2 separate regions of the Homo sapiens genome follow, and region 2 is linked to region 1. The links are chromatin loops, found by intact Hi-C in ENCODE. Cell type or tissue: ovary. All regions are shown on one strand. Each heading gives the region's core, and the rest is flanking DNA. Links, peaks and the distances in the headings are about the cores only.

What was found. A loop is a pair of places that touch in the nucleus more often than their neighbours do. Peaks named below come from ENCODE experiments on the same cell type or tissue, not always from the same donor. Only the 100,000 strongest peaks of a DNase experiment are listed, where the experiment ranks them.
Region 2: it touches region 1 in a loop (2.1-fold over the local background); 7 of 110 quality-filtered maps call a loop at or near these places.

What each region holds. Positions count from the first base shown.
Region 1 is chr6:118,782,669-118,785,586 of GRCh38, reverse strand. It overlaps the pseudogene SELENOKP3. Among named protein-coding and RNA genes, the nearest start is that of ASF1A, 110 kb to the left of the region's middle. In ovary, for the core only: no CTCF peak of the experiment used is centred there; DNase peaks (open chromatin) are centred at 678 and 1,517.
Region 2 is chr6:118,579,713-118,582,630 of GRCh38, reverse strand. All of the region lies in intron 2 of CEP85L (centrosomal protein 85L), which reads left to right. LOC107986524 (a long non-coding RNA gene) reads right to left here. Exons shown (of 5, transcript XR_002956384.2): 5 at 333-902. Among named protein-coding and RNA genes, the nearest start is that of PLN, 33 kb to the right of the region's middle. In ovary, for the core only: a CTCF peak has its summit at 1,633 (motif pointing right); a DNase peak (open chromatin) is centred at 737.

The sequences.
Region 1 (2,918 bases), core at 169-2,668:
GAGAGTTTGGTGGGAGAGCAGCAGAAGTCAGGGGTGAGTGGGTAATTCAGGCAATGTACACGCTGTCTCCACATCTGAGAGAAGGGCACATGGGGCCCATGGTTGCCAGAAATCTGTCCTAACCCTTCCTTCTCCCTTGCTTTACATATCTAATCAGCCACAAGAGCTGTTGATTCTCCTAAATCATTCTCAGATCTGCCCATAATCTCTTTATTTTTTCTTATATAATTCATCAGAAACTTTTTTGTTTTTGTTGTTGCAACTTATGAGATAAAAATCTAATGGGATCTTTCTCAAGCTCCCAAGAAATGACAACGTTCCTTCTCCATCCCCTTACAACTCCCCACCCCCAACCCATGACACACCCAACACACACGCACACACACACACACACACACACCCGGAGACAACTCTTTCCTTCCATACAAATTCTGTTTGTTTAGGACTCAGTTTCCTTTGATCATCTGTAGATGTCATCCCGGAGGAGCCCCTCTAGTATGGATTTTCAGCACACAGAGACAGGGGCCTGGTTGTCCTAGGGAAATCCCCTAGTGATGTTTGGGAGCCCTGCCTCCGCCCAGTGCCAAGGTCAGCAGTGTGGGTCAGTGGGCTCTGATCCCAATGAGGGCCGGACCTCAGGCTTGAGACCTCCTCCCACTCAGTGCTGGGCCCCGAGCTGAGCCCATTCTCCTCCTAGCAGGCTAGAGCTGTGTGAGCTGAACTAACTGGCAGAGCCAAGTTGTCCTCCCCCGAGACTCCCATTCCCAAGTAAGGAGAATTGCACTGTGTGATTGCAGGTGGAATCTGCCAGCATGAGCTGCCTGAGAGAATAGACAATGGAGCTCTCTGTATCACTGCAGAAAAGGGGAAGGAAAATGCTGACATTTAAATGATTACATTTGGGATCTACAGTTGCCTTGGGGCATGGCAGTGATCACTTAATAGATGAGTCTTCCTTTTTTTTTTGCTTTCAGAGCTTAAATTAGCTTTCAAATAGCTACAAGGTTAGAGAATATATTCTTTAATTAAAGAGGGAGACCTAGCTTCCTTTTCCTTTCCCATAAAGCGTGTGTGTGTGTGTGTGTGTGTGTGTGTGTTTTACTTTGCATTTTTGCATAGACTTTGCAATACTGGGAGCTGCAGATAACTATAGGATTTATGTCCTCTACATAAGGTGACCACACAATAGGACAGTTATTTTAAATATTCTGTCTTTAGGATGAGTCATAATTTTTTATTAAGCAGATGTATTCACTATGCTTAAATGTTTTGGTATCAGTACAGCACAGGGCCTCACACAGAATATTTACTGAATGAATGACTGATTTTATGACCTTATACACTCTGTGCTAATAAATATAAATACACAGAAAATCCATTTGGTAAATATTTCCTAATTCTCTCTGGTAAAACAAAAATTCCAGTAACACGTGCATATCTTCACACACAGTCTAGCAAGGATCTCACTTGTCAGCAGAAATGAGCCATCTGGTTGCTGCCCTGAGAGCCCATCTTACACAAATGTCACCGCTTTCCACATTCACAACGGACCATTTCCTTACCAGCCAGGAGAAGCCAATTATATTTGTCAAATAACAAGAGCAAAGTACATTTTTGCAAGTCAGTCGTCTTGTCTATAATCAACTCAACTTCCTAAATATTAAATATTCAGTAATCTGGCTGTAGATTTCTGGATCATTTAAACAAATGAATAATGCTTGATAAAGCTCAGAAATTGTAAATTTGATAAAGCTCAGAATTGTCAGCTATGTCTTCATACTGTGAATCCAGCAGACTGAGAAATAACAAAAGTGAGTTTGCCAACCCTCTTAAAGATGCATTTGGACCCTGAAGTCCAAGGCAACTGTTGGTTTTGTGTGGCTTCCCCACACCCCAGCTCAGGTGTGTTCACCCACAGATTGTTTAGTCTGCAACTGAAGAGCTGAACATAATCTCAAGCTTGGTTATATCTGCTGCAGATTATTTTGTTTTTAATTTTAAAAAATACAATGTGACTTAGTTATAAATGAGAACAAATTAACAATGAACAATATTTCAAAAGCTGAAAAAGGTGGCACGGACACTAACAGTACTGAATACATAGGCTTTTATCATCTTCAGATTCAGAGTTTTTTGTAACTTAATTATATAAAGATGAGGAGTCAGTTTTGCAAGCTAAAAATATTTACTTATTAGAACTATATGAATACTTCAGTAAAGTATATTAAAAAAGATAATGAGACAGATGTGCATTTATAGAACTGCATGCCAGTTAGCCAGTTCCCTGCAAAGGGAATTCCCAGCATGATCTCATTAATCTGTGAAGACCCAGAGCAATCCTTGTTTAGATGTATGCATTCATCTACTTGTCCAGCATGGTCAGCCCTCCGCTCCTTGGTGGTTTCTCTCTACTGTGAATGTGCATGTCCAGTTGTCTATTTCTTAGAGTAGATATTTACCTTCCTCATCCACCAGCCTTTGGGGGAGGACTGGGGAGATGCAGATGATTGATTTGACCTGTTTTCCCCAGAGGGTTTCCTGGTGGCTGTCTTCCATGATCATATCTGGAATCAGATGTGTTTCCATAGCCTCTTCTTTTCTTCACATGTTGCTGAAGTAGAGTTTTGAAAAACAAAATCACAAACTTGGCTATTCTTCAGAAGAAATCTGTTATCAAAGATAAACTCCAGGGAGATGGACTCTGCTGTCCAACACTTGTCCATTTAAGATGTAAGCCATCCTGCCCCGCTTCCCCACTTCGGAGCAACTTGCAGATTAATTTAACTGGACTAATGCCAGTTCTCAGTTTGAGCCTAAGATGATTCGAACTTGTGTTTTGAATTGGGGAACAGCACTGCATGATGGCTTTTCAGTTCTAGAAGAGAAGAAAAAATCTTTTATTTATTTTTATTTTATTT
Region 2 (2,918 bases), core at 259-2,758, 200 kb after region 1:
TCTAACATAGACCTTAAGAAGTGCTTCCTTTTCCATTCATTTCCTGCGTTATTGGGGTTCCAATCAGGGTTGTCCGCTGGAACTGCTTCCCTTCCTAGTGGGAATGGAGTTTCCACTTCTTCCTTACCTTCCTTGTCTCCTCTTTTTCTCCTTGGTCTGCTACAGGAGGCATGTTGCTTATATCCATATTTTTCTGCTGCCTGTGGAACTGCTGGCTTTTCAGCCCCAGTGAGGGTCTGACTTAGCAGCAACATAACATCCCTCTATGTGAGATCAAACACCTGAGTTAAATTTTGGAAAATTTCTATATACTTATCGGAGTCATCAGAAAATTGGGCCAAGTCTCTGTTTATTTGCTTAAGGTCCTGTAATGAGAAGGAAACTTGAACCCTCATGGCACCATTCCTATCAGCCATTTCCTGCAGAGGTAAGAATGAAGCGGGGAGAGTAGGATATACTGGAGATAGTGGAGCTGGAGGAGCTGATAGTATGATTGGAGGGGGACTGGAAGGATTGGGACATTCAATAGCTGTTTCAGATTGCTCCTCTGGAACCTGCTTTAGCTCTGGGGAACGATTCCCTGTGGCCGCTAAAAGAACTGGGTCAATTGTACAGAACTTGTAAAGGTCTGGGCTGTTTCACAGGGCAAAGAAAGTCTGTACATAGGGGATCTCAGTCCATTTGCCCTTCTGTTTGGAGAAAAGATCTAACTGTTGGATAATATTAAAATCAAGGCTCCCCGCAGCGGGCCAGGTTTATCTGTCCCCAAGATAGTAAGAAGGCTATGCTCTTGTGCAATAGAATATGAGTCACTTTTTTTTCAAAGTCTCAGGGTTGAAGGAGTCCCAGTGCTTTAAAATACATTCCAGAGGAGTGCATGCTGAAGACGATCTGTTGGCCATCTAGAAAGAGAAGTGAGAATAAAAGTGTCCTTTTAGTCTCCTTCCTTTTGGTGTATGACTCAGGGTGGAGAAGAAAACAGTAGGGGGCATTCCTCTAACTAGTCTCCCTCCCTGGTTCCTGGGTCCCGGCACCCAGTTAAATGTGCCGCCTGTGGCTGTAGGTGTGACCCTCCAAGCCATGGCACCAGAGAAACTAGACTTTTGAGGCCTAGTCACACTTACCCAAGTAGTCCCAGTCCTCTGCTTGTTATTTCCCTTTGACCTCCTAGACTTGTGTGACCTGTGTACCTCCCTAAAAAAAAATGGATCTCAGGGAAAACTGTGTAATTGGGGAAGGCCCCTTTAATGGAGGGGTTATGCTAGATTGAACTCTATATCCTGCTATTATGGCCCATGCTAAAGCATTTACCCTTAGAAAAATGGTTTCAGTTAACTTCCAGACTTAAAATCCCCTTACTAATTAAGTACTGTCTCTGTTGGAGACAGAATAGGTGACTTAAAGAAATGTAGGAACCAAATGGCTGTTTTCCTGCTGATGGGACAATATTGAGACTAAAATTTGGCTATGGAAGACATTTAATTTCTAACTGTTGAAAGCAGAATTTTCCCATTCCTGGAAGAGGCTTAGAGCCTGATTTCTAGCAGTGCAAAAGGAAGCTGCAGTGTTAGCATTAAAAAAAGTGCCTCATGTAGAGGATTTCTGTTTCCTCTAGGTGGCACTGTTGGCTTAGAAATACTGTGTGCTCCTCAGACAAGCGGTAGAGAGACCTGGAAATGCCGTGTGCTCTCCAGACCAAGGGGCTGAGAGAGAGAGGCTCACTGTCCCGGAGGAACCCTCTGTTCAGGAGATTGCAATGGCATTCTTGAGTTAAACTCCCGGTTACTAAATTCCCACACAGTTGACACATACACACAGAGTAAGAGACCACAGATAGAAAAGGAAGGAAAGTTTCATGACCGGATAGCTGAGGATTCTCTGCCAGCACCTGAAATGGGCTGTTGGAGGCTGGGTCTGGTCCAGAGGTCTTTGAGTCACACCAGGGTGTGCCCTGCCCAGAGATGCTCAGTTGCCTCAGAACTTTTCCCAGCCTTGCGCAACGGCGAGGTCTCCCCATGAAAGGAAGCTGATTCGAAATACGGCCAACATTCCCAATCACCTGTGGGTATTGGGGGGTTCTCCATGTTCTCACCAGCAAGCCTCACATCTGAGTCTTTAGAACAGCAGCCAACGATAAGTGTAGCTAACCAGCAGACAGATAGATGCCTTTTGATTGATTTGATTTGATTTTAAAATAGAGGCCAAGAGCACCTCAGAATGATAGAACAGATTTTAAGCTCGCTTGTATAATCACCACTTCAGTGAATGTTGTACCTCGGATTCCCGGCCAGTGCACCAAAATGATACGACTCTGATGACTGGAGGGGAATACCAGGGTCCTTTTCTCACGCCAGTTTAAATACGACGACATGGATATACGTGGAGTGGTTTTAAGGAGCGGAGAGAGTTTAATAAATCGGCAAGAAAGAAGGAAGGGGCTCCCCCATACAGAGACAGAGGGAGGGGGCTCCAAGCTGAGAGAGGGAACCCTGAGTGCAGCAGAAAACAGCCATTTATATTAGGAGGCTGGAGGAGCTGGTGTCTGATTTGCATAGAGTCCAGGGGATTGGGTTGACCAGGTATGTCATTCATGTAGCCCACAAAAATCTGGTCCTCCCACCCTAGCCTTTTAATATGCAAATGCAGGGCACCATGATGTTCTACACACGTGGGGATATGTGGGGGTGGCCATGATGCTAGGCACTTGTAGTGACAAGAAGAAGGTGGGAATTGCCATATTGAGTGGACCCAGTTTCTAATGGCTGGCATTTGCATATCAAAGCTTGCTGGCCCGCCCTTCAGGCCATTTTTCTGCTATGCAAGAAATGTATCTGGAGCTGCCTTAAAAGAAAAGAAACTTGCCAAGGACCCCTTGTCTTCTCTATCTGCCTAAAATAATTTCTTAATAACTCCTATAA